2 separate regions of the Homo sapiens genome follow, and region 1 is linked to region 2. Evidence: chromatin loops called from intact Hi-C (ENCODE). Cell type or tissue: A673. All regions are shown on one strand. Links, peaks and the distances in the headings refer to the core of each region. The heading gives the core; the rest is flanking DNA.

Evidence for each region. Peaks named below come from ENCODE experiments on the same cell type or tissue, not always from the same donor. Only the 100,000 strongest peaks of a DNase experiment are listed, where the experiment ranks them.
Region 1: a loop joins it to region 2, with 11 times the contacts of the local background. A loop is called at or near these places in 70 of 110 quality-filtered maps.

What each region holds. Positions count from the first base shown.
Region 1 is chr6:24,376,882-24,387,315 of GRCh38, reverse strand. It overlaps a transcript of DCDC2 not described here. Among named protein-coding and RNA genes, the nearest start is that of MRS2, 21 kb to the left of the region's middle. In A673, for the core only: no CTCF peak of the experiment used is centred there; DNase peaks (open chromatin) are centred at 3,915, 5,215 and 5,645; H3K27ac peaks cover 5,504 bases.
Region 2 is chr6:24,277,884-24,288,317 of GRCh38, reverse strand. It overlaps DCDC2 (doublecortin domain containing 2), which reads left to right. Exons shown (of 10, transcript NM_016356.5): 7 at 10,107-10,269. Among named protein-coding and RNA genes, the nearest start is that of KAAG1, 74 kb to the left of the region's middle. In A673, for the core only: a CTCF peak has its summit at 4,935 (motif pointing left); DNase peaks (open chromatin) are centred at 4,547, 4,907 and 8,037; H3K4me3 peaks cover 552 bases; H3K27ac peaks cover 4,217 bases.

The sequences.
Region 1 (10,434 bases), core at 1,649-9,648, 98 kb before region 2:
TGTTTCTTTCAACCCTTCTGATTGGGAGTGTTTCTAAACTGTATTATTCTTTTCTGCAACAGTAAATAGTGATTCTTTGGTGATCTGGGCTATGTTTATAAATATAATTTTTTATTGGTGAATACCCTAGAATTAGTTCTCATGTCAGATAAACTCACTTTTAGTTTCCATAATATCTTACAATCGAAGTGGTTGATGAGAGTGCAGACGGTTCCCAGCTTACAGTGATTCGACTTATGATGCTGTAAAGGCAACACGCATTCAGTAGATACCATACTCTGGGTACCCATAGGACGGCCAGGCAAGGTGGCTCATGCCTGCAATCCCAGCACTTTGGGAGGCCTAGGCAGGGGGATCACCTAGGTCAGGTGTTCAAGACCAGCCTGGCATACATGGTGAAACACTGTCTCTACGAAATAAAAAAATTAGCTGGGCATGATGGTGGGTGCCTGTAATCCTAGCTGCACGGGAGGCTGAGGCAGGAGAATCGCTTGAACCCGGGAGGCAGAAGTTGCAGTGAGCTGAGATTGCGCCATTGCACTCCAGCCTGGGCTTCAGAGTGAGACTCCATCTCAAAAAAAGGAAAGAAAAGAAAAAGAGTACCTATACAACCATTCTGTTTTTCTCTTTCAGTACAGTATTCAATAAATTACATGAGGTATTCGACACTTTATTATAAATAAGCTTTGTGTGAGATGATTTTGCCCAACTGTAGACTAATGTAAATCTTCTGAATGTGTTCAAGCTAGGCTAAGCTGTGATGTTTGCTAGGTTAGGTGTATTAAGTGCATTTTCACTTAGAATATTTTGCATTTACAGTAAGTTTATCAGGACAAAACCCCATTGTAAATTGAAGAGCATCTGTAAAGGAAGATGGCTAGATCCTAAGAAGACAGCTACCAGCTTTGTTTCTTCCTCTACTGGGAAACTTCGTGATTTCGAAGGTGAAGAAATGTTGATGGCAACTGGACTCTTTTTTTTTGAGATGGAGTCTCGCTCTGTTGCCCAGGCTGGAGTGCAGTGGCACGATCTCAGCTCACTGCGACCTCTGCTCACTGCAACCTCCACCTCCCAGGTTTAAGCAATTCTCCTGCCTCAGCCTCCCAAGTAGCTGGGATAATAGGCACGCACCACCCTGCCCAGCAAATTTTTTATTTTAGTAGAGATGGAGTTTCACCATGTTAGCCAGGCTGGTCTCGAACTCCTGCCCTCAAATGATCTGCCCGCCTCGACCTCTCAAAGGGCTGGGATTACAAGCATGAGCACTAAGCCCGGCTGAGCATAGACTTTTTAGGAAAGGCCAAGTGGTGGCAGCATCCAGTTGTACATGTAATTCTGTAGGAGAGATTTGCGATCTACAGCCTGGGATGACTCCCTATAGTCTAAGGTAACTGTGATTACAAGATGTGCCATTTTTTAATGTACCCTTAACAAAGAAAAAATTTTCTGATTAAATGATGACACAGTGCCTTCTTATGACATAGATTTTCAAAAATTTTATACTTACTGAAAGTATTCTTTTTTTTTCAAGAGACAGGGTTTTACTTTGTCAACCTGGCTGGAGTGCAGTTGTGCAATCATAGTTCACTGTAACTTTGAACTCCTGGGCTCAATTGATCCTTTCACCTCAGCCTTTCAAGTATCTAGGGCTGCAGGTACACAGCATCACGCTTGGCTAATTTTTAAATGTTTTGTAGAGATAGGGGTCTCAATGTGTTACTCAGGCTGGCCACAAACTCTTGACCTCAAGTAAGCTTCTCACGTCAACCTCCCCAAAGTGCTGGATTTATAGGCATGAACCACTGCACCTGGCCAAGTATTCTTTTAGACTTACTTATACATAGATTTTTTTCTTATTTCTCTTTTTTGGACATATATTTTTATAATATAACATTCTCTTACGTTAACAGAGAAATGCAAGCAAAATTTTAGTTAAGGCATTTCTAAAACTTTATTTCAATTCTAAATCGTGTTGTAATCTTAAAAAATATCAGGTAACCTGCTCGGGTCCCCTTCTGTGCCGTGGGGAAGCTTTGTCCTTTCGCTCTTCACAATAAACTTTGCTACCGCTAAAAACAAAACAAAACAAAACAACAACAACATCAAAAATCATTGTAAAAGTCAGTTAAACTTAACATCTGAGATAATAACCATGCACACATCTCATCTAAAGTGATGACAATGTGAACAGTATGATGAAGTTCTGATTTGCTCATGCAATCACCTATGCCGTGACCACCACCTGGCCAGGACAATTACTTGTAAGAGTTCATTGACTGTAAGGCACATCCTTATTTCAGAGATTTAAAGATGTGGAAAAAAATGTGCATCTTGGTGCTAGAGAGGATGTGGAGAAACAGAAATGTTTTTACACTGTTGGTGGGAGTGTAAATTAGTTCAACCATTGTGGAGGATGGTGTGGTGTTTTCTCAAGGATCTAGAACTAGAAATACCATTTGACCCAGCAATCTCATTACTGGATATATATCCACAGGATTATAAATCATTCTACTATAAAGACACATGCACACATATGTTTACTGTGGCACTATTCACAATAGCAAAGACTTGGAACCAACCCAAATGTCCATCATTGATAGACTGGATAAAGAAAATGTGGCACATATACACCATGGAATACTATGCAGCCATAAAAAAGGATGAGTTCATGTCCTTTGCAGGGACATGGATGAAGCTGAAAACCATCATTCTCAGCAAACTAACACAGGAACAGAAAACCAAACACCACGTGTTTTCACTTATAAGTGGGAGTCGAACAGTGAGAACACATGGACACAGGGAGGGAAACATCACACACTGGGGCCTGTCGGGGTGGGAGTGTAGAGGAGGGATGGCATTAGGAGAAATACCTAATGTAAGTGATGGGTTGATGGGTGCAGCAAACCACCATGGGACGCACATACCTATGTAATAAAACTGCATGTTCTGCACGTGTACCCCAGAACTTAAAGTATAATAACAATTAAAAAAAAGTGCATCTGGGAAAAAATGAAGTGTGGTGATTTGTTTCTTTTTTTTTTTTTTTTTTTTGAGACGGAGTCTCGCTCTGTCACCCAGGCTGGAGTGCAGTGGCGCGATCTCCGCTCACTGCAAGCTCCGCCTCCCGGGTTCACGGCATTCTCCCGCCTCAGCCTCCCGAGTAGCTGGGACTACAGGCGCCCGCCACCGCTCCCGGCTAATTTTTTGTATTTTTAGTAGAGAAGGGGTTTCACCGTGCTAGCCAGGATGGTCTCGATCTCCTGACCTCGTGATCCACCCACCTCGGCCTCCCAAAGTGCTGGGATTACAGGCGTGAGCCACTGCGCCCGGCCTGTTTCTTCCTTTCTCTTCTCCTCCTCTGGTTTAAGTAAATTCCTGATATTCGTTTTGCCATTTGTCTCCCTCAGATTAAAATGGAGTTGATCATGGTTGAAAAATTACATTTAGGTAGGGTTCAGGGTGTGCTGAGTAACATTTTACTGCATTTTTAAGTTAAATGTTCTTAAAACTTTTTTATTCATAAAGATGCTTCAAAATGTGCTTTTAAAATCTACATGCAGTATGGTTTCATTGTATTATCTGAAAATGTCACTGGGAAATGATCAAAAAGATTCCCAAACTGAGGGGTTGAAAAATGCTATATTGGGCAATTACTGAATCTTCTGTAGTTTTTGAGTAAGCTGGAACCCAATATATGTGAGTAGAAAATATTAGGATGTCTATCCTTAATAATATTATCTCCTCTGCTGCTCACAGTCTTATCAACTGATACAAAATTTTTTAATTAAAATTTTCAACCTTTGACATCAGAACATCATAGTTCATTAAAGTAGCCCTTTCCATTAATTCCAGAAACTGGACTCCAGTTAACCAGTAACTTCTGTATCAGTGACATAATTTCCTGCACAATTGTTACTTTGTAATGGTTAACTTCTCTCTTAGTTGTTCGCAGCAGGGGGTAGTTTTCTTACTTTTTTTTTTTTTTTTTTGAGACAGAGTTTCGCTCTTGTTGCCCAGGCTGGAGTGCAATGGTGCCATCTTGGCTCACCGCAACCTCTGCCTTCCAGGTTCAAGCAATTCTCCTGCCTTAGCCTCCTGAGTAGCTGGAATTACAGGCATGCGCCACCACGCCCAGGTAATTTTGTATTTTCAGTAGAGACGGGGTTTCTCCATGTTGGTCAGGCTGGTCTCCAACTCCCGACCTCAGGTGATCCCACTGCCTCGGCCTCCCAAAGTGCTGGGATTACAAGCATGAGCCACCATGCCCAGCCTAGGGGGTAGTTTTCTTTCATGAGTCTGCTATTATAATTCACGGTGACTTAAGACATTTTACCCTATAATAAAACAAAAACCTCTGAGTAGTAAGAGATAGTACTGTTTGACCTCAGTAACTGTCCATGAACTAAAAAAAAATCCATGAAAGTTACTGACTAAAAAACTGATAGTCCAAACTGGACTATACCAGCAGCAGCCTTTTGATGAGATGGAGTCAGACACTTGGCCATCTAAACACAATTGTTGGTATTAAAGGATAGTGAGAGTCTTTTGAAGAGAAAAAAAGAAAAGAATACTTTGTTCTGAGGTTGTGTAGAATTAAGGTCAGAGGAGAAATTTAGCCTGTCAGTAGTGTGAAAATACGAAAGAAGCCCCTGGAAAATTTGAAACAGGGTGAATCCAGTTTCATTTCATTGTTCTATTGCTCAAACCTTAAATTACAGAAGGATTAGCACAGTTTAGCAAAAGTAACAACAAAAAACCAGCAAACTCAGATGTACACTACTTAAATTTTTGCTTTAATGAAATCTGATAATAATTTGTATGGGCAGCAAGCCAAATCATAGACTTCAATTCTTTAGGGGGAAAAAAGGCATTGACTGCCTAATATATTTTGGCTTTATTGATTTTTTTAAACATTGCTTCTGACTAATGTACATGAAATTTTTATACCTGTTTACTTAGTGATTATGCATATAAATAATTGAGAGCTGAGAAACAGAAAAACAAAACTTAGTTTGATGCAGTAACTAGCACCTGATATCATTCCTGAGGTATTTGCCGGAGTCTGTAGAGTCAAGCAGAAGAAAATGAGCAACAATTTTATTAACTCCTAATCTTAGAGGGTCTTGCTCCCATTGAGAGTGACAAAAATAATTTAATTGTAAGTGAAGGACATGAAAAATTGCCTGGAGTATTGAAAGGATTTTGAGCTTAGCTTGCCCAGTTTTATGAAAGTTTTTTCTCCCCATGGCTGGACTGTGAAATCACCATGGAGGAGAAATTGCTTTATTTAAATAGCTTGCCTGCCTTCCTTCCTTCCTTCCTTCCTTCCTTCCTTCCTTCCTTCCTTCCTTCCTTCTTTCTTTCCTTCTTCTTCTTTCTTTCTTTCTTTCTCTTTCTCTCTTTTCTTTCTCCTTCTTTCTTTCTTTTTTCTTTATCTCTTTCTTTCTTTTATTTCTCCTTCCTTCCTTCCTTCCTTCCTTCCTTCCTTCCTTCCTTCCTTCCTTCCTTCCTTTCTTTCCTTCCTTTCTTTTCCAATAGTGATGAGATCTTATTGTGTTGCCCAGGCTGCTCTCTAACTCCTGAGCTGAAGTGTTGCTCCTGCCTCAGCCTCCCAAACTGCTGGAATTACAGGCATGAGCCATGGCACCCCGCTTTTAAATATATTTTCTGTGTAAAGACTCTAAGAATCTGTGTAAAGAATCACAACAAACTCCTGGTAAGAGAGTAAATTGTGCCGCAATTAGAATTACTCAAAGAAAAGTTTTAATAGTGCGTCTACTTCTGCTGTTCTGCAGCCAGGCCAGCTTAGCAGCATCTTAAGCCTGCCGCTGAGGCAGAAATCATTTAAAAAACCAATCTCTGTCTCTGTCTCTGTCTCTCTATCTCTCCTCTCTCTTTTTAAAGATTCTACATATGAGGGAGATCTTACAGTATTGATCTCACTGTGTCTGGCTTTTTCAGTTAACAGATGAGTGAGTTCTGGGGATCTAAGGTACATTGTGGTGACTATGGTTAATAATATTATCTGATATACTACTTGAAATTTGCTAAGACAATAGACATTAAGTGTTCTCACCACACATACAAATGCTAATTATGTGAAATGAGAGATGTGCTAATTAACTTGATTGTGCTTATTTCATAATGTATATGTATATCATATCATCATGTTGTATACCTTAAATGCATACAATTTTTTAACGTGTTTTTCTAATTCTTTTTTTTTTTTTTCTTGAGACAAGACTTCACTCTGTCACCCAGGCTGCAGTGCAGTGGTGTGATCATGGCTCGCTAAAGCCTCAACCTTGGACTCAAGTGATCCTCCCACCTCAGCCTCCCAAGTAGCTTGGGACTATAGGCCCACACCACCACACCTGGTTAGTTTTTTAATTTTTGTAGAGATGGGTTCCCACTGTGTTGTCCAAGCTGGTCTTGAATTCCTGGGCTCAAGCCCTGGGCCTCCCACAGTTCTGGGATTACAGGTATGAGCTACTGCACTCGGACTACAATTTTTATTTGTCAATTATACCTTAATAAAGCTGAGGCAAAAATAAGCCAAAGCCCATCTCTTTGGTTTGGTCCTCACTCCTCATAATTGATCAATTCTCCCGGGGGTTCTGATTTTCTGTAACTATAGTGTATTACTTTATTCTTCAGCTTCCAGAAACTAGCATGTATAAGAACAAATCTATGATAAAAATTATGTATATTGCCAATAGATACACTGAAACACATCAAAGGGTGAATGAGTTGATGATCATTGTAGTGCCAACTCCTGCCACATCCTTCTCTGGTAGCTCATGCAACGGAACTCTCTCGTAAAATCTCCTTCCTTGATACTTTGATGTTTAGACATTTCTTCATTCGCCACTTGCTTTCTTCATCTTCAGTCCACTTTAAGACCTGTGGGTCTATCCACTTTCAAAGAAAGGAAGTAAATGGGCATAACTAATATATGTAAACCAGGCACTTTTTAGAACAAACAATATGCAAAATAAAGGGGGGTGGTGATTGGTTAGAAATGGTACTTCTGGCATTACAAATAATGGATATTATAGGCTAATTTGTGTCTCCCCACAACATTCATATGTTGACATCCTAACCTTGGTTGACTTTTATTATTATTATTATACTTTAAGTTCTAGGATACACGTGCACAATGTGCAGGTTTGTTACATAGGTATACATGTGCCATGTTGGTTTGCTGCACCCATCAACCCATCATTTACATTAGGTATTTCTCCTAATGCTATCCCTCCCCCAGCCCCCCACCCCCCAACAGGCCCCAGTGTGTGATGGTCCCTTCCCTGTGTCCATGTGTTCTCGTTGTTCAACTCCTACTTATGAGTGAGAACATGCGGTGTTTGGTTTTTTGTCCTTGTTATATTTTGCTGAGAATGATGGTTTCCAGCTTTATCCATGTCTCTGCAAAGGACATGAACTCATCATTTTTTATGGCTGCATAGTATTCCATGGTGTATATGTGCCACATTTCCTTTATCCAGTCTATCACTGATGGACATTTGGGTTGGTTCCAAGTCTTTGCTATTGTGAATAGTGGCCCAATAAACATTCGTGTACATGTGTCTTTATAGTAACATGATTTATAATCCTTTGGGTATATACCCAGTAATGGGATCGCTGGGTCAAATGGTATTTCTAGTTCTAGATCTTTGAGGAATCACCACGCTGTCTTCCACAATGGTTGAACTAATTTACACTTCCACCAACAGTGTAAAAGCATTCCTATTTCTCCACATCCTCTCCAGCATCTGTTGTTCCTGACTTTTTAATGATTGCCATTCTAACTGGCATGAGATGGTATCTCACTGTGGTTTTGATTTGCATTTCTCTGATGACCAGTGATGATCAGCATTTTTTCATATGTCTGTTGGCTGTATAAATGTCTTTTTTTGAGAAGTGTCTGTTCATATCCTTTGCCCACTTTTTGATGGGGTTGTTTGTTTTTTTTCTTGTAAATTTGTTTAAGTTTTCTGTAGATTCTGGATATTAGCCCTTTGTCAGATGGATAGATTGCAAAAATTTTCTCGCATTCTGTAGGTTGCCTGTTCACTCTGATGATAGCTTCTTTTGCTGTGCAGAAGCTTTTTAGTTGAATTAGATTTCTATTTTGGCTTTTGTTGCCATTGCTTTTGGTTTTTTAGTCATGAAGTCTTTGCCCATGCCTATGTCCTGAATGGTATTGCCTAGGTTTTCTTCTAGGGTTTTTATGGTTTTAGATCTTACCTTTAAGTCTTTAATCCATCTTGAGTTAATTTTTGTGTATGGTGTAAGGAAGGGATCCAGTTTCAGCTTTCTGCATATGGCTAGATTGGCCTTTTTTTTTTTTTTTTTTTTTCCAAATGAGACAGGGTCTCCTTTGTTGCCCAGGCTGGAGTGCAGTGGCACACTCATAGCTCACTGCAGCCTTGAACTCCTGGGCTCAAGCAATCCTCCCACCTCAGCTTCAGGTAGCTGAGACTACAGGAATGCACCACTGTGCCCTGTAGCAAGGTTGGTTTTTAAAATGATTTCTGCCTCAGTGGGAGGAATTAGAAGCTGCTAGGCTGAATTTATATGCCTGCAGGACAGCTGAAAGTAGATGTAATATTGAAACTTTTCTTTGAGTAATTTCACTTGTGGGTCTTGGGTTGAGTTTCCCAGAAGCAGATCTTGAGGCAAGGATTTGTACACAGTGATTTATTCTGCAAGTGTTTCCTGAGTAATTGGTAGGACATCAGGTAAGGCAACATCCCACCGAGTGCAGCTTCAACTTTATTCCACATGGGAGCTCTGAAGTATATATCATGCCTCCAAATTAGTCTGACCTAAAGCAAGGGTGCTGGGCTTTCATACTCTCACAATAGTCGGTCCCAGCAGAAGGGACAGAGGTAGGAGTGGGGTGGTGGTAGGGAGAGTGGTGGGGAGGGAGAGAAATCATCAGACACTCTCTGCTCTCTGCCAGTTTGGATGATGCTGCTCCAGTAGTCTGAAGACAGTATGCAAAGAAGAGTCACGGGCATGGCACACAGAAGCGGGAGGGGAAACACACACAAGTGCCGAATGGAAGCCAGTGGATCTGGACAGAGCACCCACAGTGCCTATTTCAGGTAGTGAGGCACTGACTAAACTCCAGGCAGGGTCCTTTTTCTTCCTGCTCTGCTGTATTTTTACTGGGTCTGGTCAATTTCTGTTTACATAATATTTAGAATTTACCATACTATTTGGACAAGAAAGAAGAAAGATTTACCTTAAAAAATAAGAGATAACACTTTTTGGTGCATACAATGTGCTGGGCACTTCTCTAAGCAGTACACCTTTTTTCTGAGATGGAATTTTGCTCTTTTTACCCAGGCCAGAGTGCTGTGGCATGATCTCGGCTCACTGCAACCTCCGCCTCCCGGGTTCAAGCAATTCTCCTGCCTCAGCCTCCTGAGTAGCTGGGATTACAGGCACCTGCCACCATGCCTGGCTGATTTTTTGTATTTTTAGGAGAAACGGGGTTTCACCATACTGGCCAGGCTGGTCTCGAACTCCTGACCTCAGGTGATCCACCCCCCTCGGCCTCCCAAAGTGCTGGGATTACAGGTGTAAGTCATTGTGCCCGGCCTATGCTCTATACATTCTTTTAATCCTATATGCCAGTTTTATGGATAAGGACACTAAGGCTTACAAAAATTAAGTAACTTTTCTATTGGTGATACAGCTTAAGTGATGAAACCAAGATTCAAAATCAGGTTTTGAGTATCACGTAAAAATAAAACAACACAACCAGTCTTTTTTGAAGTATAATGACATTTTCGGTGAAGCAATTTAAAATCAATTTTGAGACCATCTTTATGAAATAGATACAAATGTTTACTTAGTTAAAAGGCTTAAATAGTTTGATGAATGGGTTGGAATGTGTATTTGTTTTGAAATATAATGAATCTCTAGTCAGCTTTTTTTCTTAATTTCTCTCTCATAGTAAAAGTCTAATATTACCAATAAATATTGAGCAAGTCAGTTTCAGAGGTGAAACTGAAAAAAGTCCTGAAAAAAGAACTCTGGCTCTGGAATATATATTTTTGTTCACATCTACATGCTATCTGGCATAGGAAAAGTGCAGTCCTTTCAAGAGTAAAGTTTTGTTCCCAGCGGACTGTGGCAGCTACGTAGTCCATCTGACACATTTATTGACTCCAGTGAATTTGGCTGTGGTTGAAGACCTCAGGCAATTTTTTCTTCCTTGCTGTGAAATAATTGTCTAGAGACAGGAGAATCCTCCAGATGGCTAGTTAAATGCCTCCAGAAGGCCTGGGGCATTGGTGAATCTCTCCGAGGATTTTTGTAGTTTACAAGTGGCTTTTGGTTGAAGAATCTCATTATTCAGATCCCTCAGAATGGGATCTCCAAGGTGGCGTGTTTGTGAAGGAAATTGTAAAGTAGGTATGT
Region 2 (10,434 bases), core at 852-8,851:
TCCTAACCTTCTTGTGTTTTCAGTCTGCGCTCCCTGATGGGGTGAGCTCCATGTCATGCCAGAGCGTTGCCTTGGCAGTTCTTCCTGGCTGAGGCTTCTCTTTCTTCCCTTTTGGTTGAATTGCCCGACAAGTTGTGATCAGAACTGATTTGACATCTTCCACCCACACCCTGAATTAATTAAGCAACATTCTTATTTTGGTATTTTGTAAAGTAAATGATTTCTAGGCAATGATATTGTCTCCTAATGATTTAGATCCCTCCTTTTTTTTGGTTATATCATGTGAAATTCTTGAAAGAAAGACAAATAATTTTGTGTACATAAGTAGTGCCGAACTCAGCATAACAGATATTAAGAACTCATTAGCTGAGACTCTTATACTATTATGACAAAAATAAAATAAAAATCAATAGAGCTCTTGCCCTCAAGCAACTTACAATCTACTTGAAATAAAGAAGATAGCTTAAAAAGGCAACAAACAAGCTAATGCTAAACATCAAATATCTAGAGATTGGTGACCATGAGAGGGAGGGAAGGACTGAATGTACAATGGCAGCAGTCCACAGAGGAAGTTGAATTTGAGCTCTGCCTTTGAAACTGTTTAAAATTCAGAAAAAGGTAGATGAGGGGAGAGGACCTTCAGATCCAAGGGAGGGTGAGATGGTTGGGGCAGACGTGGGCATGCGAAGAAGCAGTCACGCTGGCTGACATTTACCGGGCCCTTGTGGGCTCAACACTATGCCAAGCTCTTTACAGTAGTGATTTATTTAACCTCACCCCACAAGGCAGGCATCTTTGTCATCTACATTTAAAAAGGAATGAAAAAAGGAAGTACACAGAGTAGAAGTGACAGGTTCAAAGGCTCCCATTGAAGGCAGAGGTTGCAGTGAGCAGAGATTGCCCCACTGCACTTCAGCCTGGGCAACAGAGTGAGACCCTGTCTCAAAAAAATGAAACAAAATAACATAAAATACAATACAATACAAACAAAGGCTCCTACTGAGCAAATGGCAGGGGAGGAGGGGAGGAATTGCATCCACACAGCCAGCTCAGAGCTCCTGCTCCCGAGCCCCGGGACAATGAGTCCCTTAGGCTGACTGGAACAGATGGTCCTTTTTGGTGTGGGGGCTGATGTGCCTGACATGGTAGGTGGTGACAGTTATTACATGACCTTGAATAGCAGAATGAAGAGTCTAGTGTTTGTCCTTGAATAGAGGGCAGCCCACAAGGGCTTCTGAGAGGTGAGAATATTAATCTGAGTCCATTTTGGGAGCATCAGATCTTTTACATGGAGGAAGACTTCACGTGGTGAGAAGCCATAGATAAGTCGATGGTTGTAAGGCAGTTGCAACTATCTTGGTATGAGGGGAAAGGAGCCTAGACTGGGGAGGTGGTAGAGGCAGCAGGAAGTGATGATTATTCTGGAAGAAACCAAGGAACAAAGGATTTGTGTGATGATTGGATACAAGGGGTTAATGGAGAAATTGGGGCCAAAGATAACTGAGGTTTTTAAGCTTGGAATTTGAGAAAATGGTAGTTCTATGGCCAAGAAGAAGGCAGCCAGGGCAAAGAATGACCTACGTAATTTCAAACATGTTGAGTTGGAAGTATCATCAGGAAACTTAGTTGAAAGTGTGCTGCAAGCAGTTGTAAATGGCAGAGCTGAGGCCTGCCAAGGACATCAGGACTGAAGCTGCAGTTGCAGGTGGTTTTTTTTTTTTTTTTGAGACAGGGTCTCACTCTGTCACCCAGGGTGGTGTACAGTGGCATGATCATGGTTTACTGTAGCCTTGACCTCCCAGGCTCAAGCGATCCTCTCACCTCAGTCTCCTGAGTAGCTGGGACTCCAGGCATGTGCCACCATGCCTGGCTAATTTTTGTGTTTTTTGTGGAGACAGAGTTTCACCTTGTTGCCCAGGCTGTTCTCAAAGTCCTGGGCTCCAGCGATCGGCCTGCCTTGGCCTCGCAAAGTGTTAGGATTACATGTGTGAGCCACCGCACCTGGCCTGAGTTGTAGATTTGAACAACCATGTAATGGTCCTAGTTGAACAGCAGACGTAGCATCACTGTGGTACTTCATCACCCAGCACAGCTTGAACAGAGCAGGTCTCACTGGTGCTGCCAAGTGAGAGAATGGATGAGGGGCTCCTAGAGGAAGATGGTGCGGTGAGAATTACAGAGGGCCCAGGCTTGAGGCAACCTAACTTCACAGGTGCGGGGTCAAAGAGGAGTGAGAAGAATATTTCAGGAGGTGAAAACAATATCAGAGCAACTATAAAGCTAAATAAAACTCATGAATTTAGGGATTGGAAATTGTATTTTGCTTTTTTTGTTTTTCTTTAGGACTTTGTAGCAGAATCCCTTCTGTGTACTGTATAGATATTAGCTTATTAATTCTCACAGTGCAGCTAGAGGAATGATTACAGAGACCGATTGTAATTGAATAAATTGATCAATAAATTGATCCCAAGTCACAGGGAAAGTCGATGTCAGGACCAAAGTCATGACCCAACTCTTTGTATTCACAGTGACTGAACTTTGGAATGATATGTTTAGTATTCTGAAATTTGAAAAACTAAAATTTTAATTAAAAATGTGTAGAGCATTTCCTGCTTTAAAATGCATGTGTAGGTACACACATGCAATTTTTATTTCTTGCTCATTTGTAAGTTTTTTAGACTGTGCTGTGAATACTGTGATACATCAATGTCATCACATCAATTCATCTGATGATTGAATTTTCCAGGTGTATGGCACAGTAGTAAGCCCCAGGGATACAGCAATGAGCGCAAAGATCTGATGCTCTCTCTGATACTCGTGGTCTACTTGAGTAGACAAAAGTGAAACAAGCGATTCCATTAATCAATGGATACTTATGAAGTATAAAAATGAAAGAAAAGTGCACAGTAATATGAAAGACAATAAAAGAAAAACACATTTAGATAGGTGTGTCAGGGGAGGCCTCATGGAGGAAGTGACGTTAAGCAAAGACTCAGTTATAAGGTATATTTGCATCCCATAGAAAGCAAAGTTGTCAAACGTAGTTCCATGCTATGACTTAGAAAAATAAAATGATAGCAGAGTTTGTCCCTCTTTCCACAGTGTTCCCGTAGCACCCTGTATTCATCCACTCCATCCGTCATCCATTCCAAACATACTCACTGAGCTCCTACTAAGTGCCAGGAACTGTAGGCACTGAGCGTATAGTGGTAGATAGATGAGGACTTAGATTTATGGTGCTTTCATTCTAGTGTGTGTGTGTGCATGTATGTGTGTGTGGGGGGGAGGGTATGGATGGGATGAATGGGAGTAGACAGACGATCAACTAGTAAACAAATGTACAAATAGTTTCAAATGGTGATAAATGCTATGGGGAAAATAAAATGTAGCAGGGCATTGATTTATATAAAATTGTCTGAAACTGAGACCTTAATGATATCTAACACAGCCAATTGTGCCAGGGATGAGGCCGGGGAAGAAGAGCATCCAAGGCAGAGGAAACAAAGTCACACAGGCCCTTGCTAAAGAGCCTGGCATGTGAGGAGGGCAGAAAGAAGGCCGTGAATGAAATCGGAGAGGCAGGCAGGGCTCAATCATATAGGCATGCAAAGAGTTTGGATTTTATTTCTTGATGGGGTGCCATTTGAGGGTTATAGGGAGGGAGTGATATAATTTGCTTCAAAAAAAATTTTTTTTTTTTTTTTTTTGAGACAGAGTCTCACTCTGTTGCCCAGGCTGGAGTGCAGTGGCATGATCTCGGCTCACTGCAACCTCTGCCCCACGGGTTCAAGCAATTCCCTGCCTCAGCCTCCCGAGTAGCTGGGATTACAGGCGCCCGCCACCATGCCTGGCTAATTTTTGTATTTTTTTTTTTAGTAGAGACGGGGTTTCACCATCTTGGCAAGGCTGGTCTTGAACTCCTGACCTCATGATCCACCTGCCTCGGCCTCTCAAAGTGTTGGGATGAGAGGCGTGAGCCACCACGCCTGGCCTGCTTTACATTTTTAAGTGCTCATTCTGGCTGTGGTATCTCTAGAGAAATGGTTTGGGGCAAGAATAGAAGCAGGAGGCAGTGGGACACGTACAGGTATGTGATATAGGTGAGTCCGCTAGGTGGCCGCAGTGGGGGCGGACATCTATTATAACTCTTCTTTGAGTATATTGTCATTGACTGATTCGCTGATCCAACAACTATTTATTGAGTTCATATGATGTCCTGGGACTGTTCTGGTGCTTCAGGGCCCAGAGATTCTGAAGTACTAAATGCACGGAGGTTACATTCCAGAAACAAATGCACAATACGTGTGATATACACCAGGGATAAACATGAATAAAAATACATGAAGACATGGGAAGAGGAAGTGAGAGAGGGTGCTATTTCAGCTGGGTGGTTGGAAAGGCCTCTTTCAGGAGGTCACGTTTGAGTAGAGGAGAATAACCCCTGGCACAGTGCCCAGTGCCTGGTAGGTTCTCACAAACTCGGCTTAGGCAGTGTGTGAATGTTTGGCATTGAGCCACACAGAACTTCCTATGCCAGTAAATCCAAAGTCACAAGCTCGATTTTTAACAGGATTAATTTACTCCTTTCCTTTAATGAATTGGTTCCCAGGAGAATGCATGCATTTTATAGATCATTAGCTGCCTGGCACTGCGAGGAGGGGTGTGAGTGAAGGGGACTGTGTGGGGAGAGCTTAGCTTCTGGCTGTAGGAACCACTGCAAAATCCATGGGGAAAGCACCCTAAATTCATGATGCAAATCAAAGGGGACACAGAACTAGAGTTTTAGAAATTTATTTTTCCCTACATGGCTTTCTAGGAATTGCTCTTTTGCATATAGAAGGGAGTGTGGATGAGGGACTGGTAGAGCTTGAGAGAGAAAGAGAGAAAGCAGCTGCCATAGTGTACACAGGGACCCCTGCTGGTGCGTAACTGAGTTGGTCAGGGAGCCTGGGGAATGCCTTGTGCAAAGCAAGACAGACCAGAAGTCATTCCTTTTATAGCCTCAGTGCTGCGGGAGTCACAGAAATTAGCATGTTGAGAAAAATTTTAAGTTGTGATTCTAGCCTTAAAAACAAAAGGAAGATGTAAATAAATTATCTTAAATTCGCTGAGCTTGAAGAATAAACCCATCTGCAGAAGGCTGTTTTCTAGTGACAAGGTGACACCATGTAGAATCATAGCACCCTCTATCGGAAAAGACGAAAAAATTAGGAAAGTATTTGAAAGTGAAAGCCAACGACTAAATGATCTTTTGTTGTCCTTATTACCATTTGGCTTATACATCTTATGGTCAGTAGTTTACAGGATCAAATATTATGATTTCTACGGTTTTGACAAAAAAATTTCGTTATTATTCAAGTATCACAATGTCACTGTGAAGCAAGTTATACACATATTAAGATGAATTCCTTATACTCCAAAACTCCATTTTGCCATGGGGGAAACTGAGGCTGGTATAGGTAAAAGGGCTTCTTACTCTTGTCATCACCAGATATGCAGATGAGAGAAATGTCAGGTGCAGTCCCCGTCTAGTCCCTACCCCCCACCCCCAGCTTATAATGTCTCTGGGTGCACCCATGAAATACATCGTGAAGGCTGCTCACTGAGGCAAACCTCTCACGAAATTATTTTAAATTTGATGTTTTTTGGTCTATATGTTTTTGGCACATTTTCATGGGGACTGGAAATGAGTTTTTATGCTAATGAAAAAAACCTGAGTTGGTTGGATCTAGTTGGAAAGAGCCTAGGGAACTGTTTAAGAAGTATCCCAATCTTGGCCAGGTGTGGTGGCTCACGCCTGTAATCCCAGCACTTTGGGATGCCAAGTGGGGAGGATCATTTGAGGTCAGGAGTTTGAGAGCAGCCTGGCCAACATGGTGAAACCCCTTCTCTACTAAAAATACAAAAATTAGCCAGGTGTGGTGGCGGGTGCCTGTAATCCCAGCTAATCAGGAGGCTGAGGCAAGAGAATCACTTGAACCTGGGAGGCGGAGGTTGCAGTGAGCCAAGATAGCACCACTGCACTCTAGCCTGGGCAGTAGGGTGAGAGTCTCAAAAAAAAACAAAACAAAAAATATCCCAATCTTGGTAGAGTGAGGGATGATTGGAGGCTGTTTTAGGCTTTTTGTTTGTTTGAGCCAGAGATTTGGTATTCCTTTTGGATATACTGATATGCATGTGAGACAAAGGGCAGGACAGTGGTTGGAGTATCTCAAGGGGTCTAGTTTTTGCATAGGACACCCTGTCAAATTAGGCTGCTTCTTGATTTCTTCCACTTTGAGAAAAAGCCATAATTTGTTACTTCTGGGATGGCTGTTTTAGGGAACCATACTATGTAATAGGAGTTTTTAGTGCTTTGGACATTAGAAAGTTTCAGTGTAGTAGAAAAATCAGACCCTTAGAAAGTTAATTTATTTATCTATAAAATGGTGATAATAATACTTATCTATAAATTTGTTAAGTATTTGTGTTAATGTATATGTAGCATGTAAGGGACACCCAGTGATATCGTTTTATTTCTGGGATAGCTGTATGAGATAGCAAAACTCCCCTATCTCTTATGCTCTGCCAATAGCAATGACTATCTATGTATTTGAGTTACAAGTCACATGTGGAAGCCTTACAGAAAGAAAAAGCTCCCTCTCTCCCTTTGTCCTTTCCCCTCTCTAACTATGTATAATTTATGTAATTGTGTAAAACAAATATATGAATTATATGTGTATATAATTTATATATATAGTGTATTATGTATTTTCACATGAACACTTTAGATGAATCAACTTTTTTCTCTTCTCCCCCTTCACCCTCCTTTTTTTTTTTTTTTTTTTTTTCTTAAAAGCATTTAGCTGGGTGCAGTGACACATGCTTGTAATCCCAGCTATTGAGGAGGCTGAGGTAGGAGGATTGCTTGAGTCCAGGAATTTGAGGCCAGCCTGGGGAACATAGCAAGAGCCTATCTTTAAAAAAAAAAAAAGCATTTCAATTATTTTAAATTTTCTAATTACAAAACAATTCTTTCCTGTCTTAGTTTAGTTTACTTTTTACTCACAAAGTTCCTGGAAAGTAGTTATTACTCAATAATTGAATGCATGAGTGTCAACTGCAAAATCTATGCATTATGTAGTGATTTGAATCAATTAGTCTTTCTTGATACTCCAAAATTACCCTTTTTCGAGTGTCTTTATCAGAAATTTGATAAATCGGAACTTTCCTGTCTATTCATAAACAAGAGTGGTGACTTAGAAAGACACGCACTCCAGAGTGGGGCTTCTGCGTCTCCCTTGTCGTGCCCCTTTGTGAGTAATGCTTTCCCCAGAGAACTGCAGAAAATGATCCTGCTGAGCTACAGGGTTTCCCATTCATTGGGTTCCATTCCAGTCCTTGCAAGTTCAACAGCATCTCAGAACATTCTAGTAAGCTTGCTAACGGCGTGTGAAAGGTTGATCTTCTCATCTAAAGCTTTTAAATTTTTAAAATCGACCATGTGCAGTGGCTCACACATGTAAATCCCAGCACTTTGGGAGGCTGAGGTGGGTGGATCACCTGAGGTCAGGAGTTCAAGATCAGCCTGGTCAACATGGTGAAACCCTGTCTCTACTAAAAATTCAAAAAAATTTACCTGGGTGTGGTGGTGTGCACCTATAATCCCAGCTACTTGGGAGGCTGAGGTAGGAGAATCTCTTGAACCTAGGTGGCGGAGGTTGCAGTGAGCCGAGATTGCACCACTTTACTCCAGCCTGGATGACAGAGTGAGATTCCATCTAAAAAAAAATAAATAAAATTTTAAAATCTTGGGATGAAAGACTCCATTGAGAATAAAAGGGACTATGAGACTTGGCTGATGCTTTTGGAACTTCTGCTATAATCGTATATTTCTTCTGCCAGACAGTTTATGGCAGAGCTTAAGTTTCTCAAGAAAGAATCCTCAAAGAAAAGAAAAAAAAAAAAAACCCCTGGTTGCAGTGACCATAATAATTAAATGGAAACTGTATGTTTAAATTGCAGTTGGAATAGGAAATTAAATTACACAAAAAGTGTTATAGATTTGGACAAGTTTTCATACTGTTAATAAACCTATGCATAATTCATTTACTTGTAGGCTATGACAAAATAGCATAAATAACTTCATTTGTAAGGCTGTGAATTTTTCCATTCCTAATTGGATGATGGCTAAATCCATTTAAATGCTTCTGGATGACTGAATATATAAATGCTTAAAATGAACAGTTATAATAGTTTTCTAGGCAGATTTGTTTATTTAATATTACTACATTTACTTTCAGACACAAGCATAGTACAGATGTTGCATAAAGATTACACTCAATACGGTGTGAGTTTGATATGATTTTTAAGAAAAATATTAACTCTCTGCTCTTGAAGACAGCATTCTAATACTTATTAAACAAACACCATACATCACGCACTGTACTAGTCACTCCATAAGCCTTATCATTGCATCCTCATGCTAGACCTAAAGGCAAGTACATTAACTCCACTCAAATGATGAGGAAACTGAGGCTTAGAGAAATTAAGAGTTAGTTAAGGCATGGTCCCTGTGTTCAGTGGCAGAGCAGTAGCTCTCAGCCATGTATCTGGGGTTTCTAAAACTTGCATTCTTTCCACTACCTGCAGCCTCTCACCACATACTCTCAGGTAAGTTTAGCACCTGAGCATCTGAGAGCCAAGGCTGCCTTAGTAAGGGAGTTTCTTGTTCTTTTTCTCTTTTTTCTTTTTGTTAGAGATGGGGTCTCACTTTGTTGCCCAGGCTGGAGTACAGTGGTGTGATCACAGCACACTGCAATCTCAAACTCATGGGTTCAAGTGATCCTCCTGTGTCAGCCTCTTGAGTAGCTGGGGCTACAGGCATGTACCAGCACGCCAGGCTGATTTTTTTAATTGTTAATTTTAGAGATGGAGGGTCCTGCTATGTTGCTTAGTCTGGCCTCAAACTCCTGACCTCCAGTGATCCTCCCACCTTTGCCCCCTAGGTAGCTGGGACTATGCTTAGGCTGGCCTCAAACTCCTGACCTCAAATGATCCTCCCACCTCTGCCTCCTAGGTAGCTGGGACTACAGGCTGGAGCTACCATGCCTGGCAAGAGGGAGTTTCTTGCTGTAGCAGTGGCTCAGTATCAGCACAGCTGTTCCTTGCAGTAGCCCCCAATGTAGTGGCTGCTATGTGGCTCCCCAGGAGCTGTACTGGGCCAGTGATAAAAGCCACCGAAACTCAACCTCCCTTTTGTGTGGAGGAGCCCACTTTTGGCAGCCACAGGGTCTTCATTGTGAGAGACACATGGGGACCAGAGATAACCATGGAAGGTGTGATCACCCAGGCTGCCTTGTGGGAGTAGGGGCAAGCAGCTGCGCAGCTCCCTCAGGAACAAGTGGGGACATGTGGTCGTGAGCCTCTTGAGTCTGTGTGTGGCTCTGGATTTGCGATTCTTAGAGACCATGGTGGTCACCAACAGACTCGTTAATATTGGAGAATTTCTACAAGCAGAGTGTATGGCTGCTTGTAGGATGACATCTATACACCCATAGCGACAACTTGTTACGAAGGTATTTGTAGATTAATTGATCACTGTAGGGGAAGTCACCATTTCTCATCCAATAGACACTGGCTGGTTCTGCAGAAAGGTGCAGGAGTGAGAGGATTGTTAAGGCAGTGGATTTACAGTGGTTTTGGAGGCAGCTGCTCTGCCCCTGACTGGCTACAGGATCTTACACAAGATTTATCCTCTAAACCCCACTTGCTGATCTCTACAGTGACGTGGTAATAGTAGTGTCTATCTCACTAGCATGAGGCTAGTGAGCTAGTAACTAGGGCTAGCATGAGGATTGAGTGAATACAATTTTATAGAATACCTGGTACATATTAAGAACCCAATGATTGTTAGCTATTATTTTTATCCTCCTTCCTCTCCTAGACCCTTTTGCCTCCAGGAAGATACATTTGGAGTTAATGTATAAAGATAGACAGTTGCAGAACCAGGACAATACACCTCCCTGCCCCTGCCCTGCTTACCAGTAGTTAATGACATGTATTTACTGGGAATGTTTTTGAGAGTTCATTAGCTAATAATAAGGGTCTAATACTTTGCCATTTAGGGAAATGATCGCCACTCTAAGTCAACAGTTGGATCCAGTGACAACTCATCTCCTCAGCCCCTGAAGAGGAAAGGGAAAAAAGAAGACGTGAATTCAGAAAAACTGACGAAATTGAAACAAAATGTAAAATTAAAGAATTCACAAGAAACCATTCCAAATAGTGGTAAGTGTGTTATTATTATCTTAAGGCTGTGATACAATTTTAATTCTTAAATAGATCCATTGTTTCTCTGGGCCCACAGAAGATATTCCTTATTTTCATATATGAGAGTTTTCAAAGAAAATTGTATTTGTATATGAGAGATGCTGCTGTTTTTATGCTTGGTTT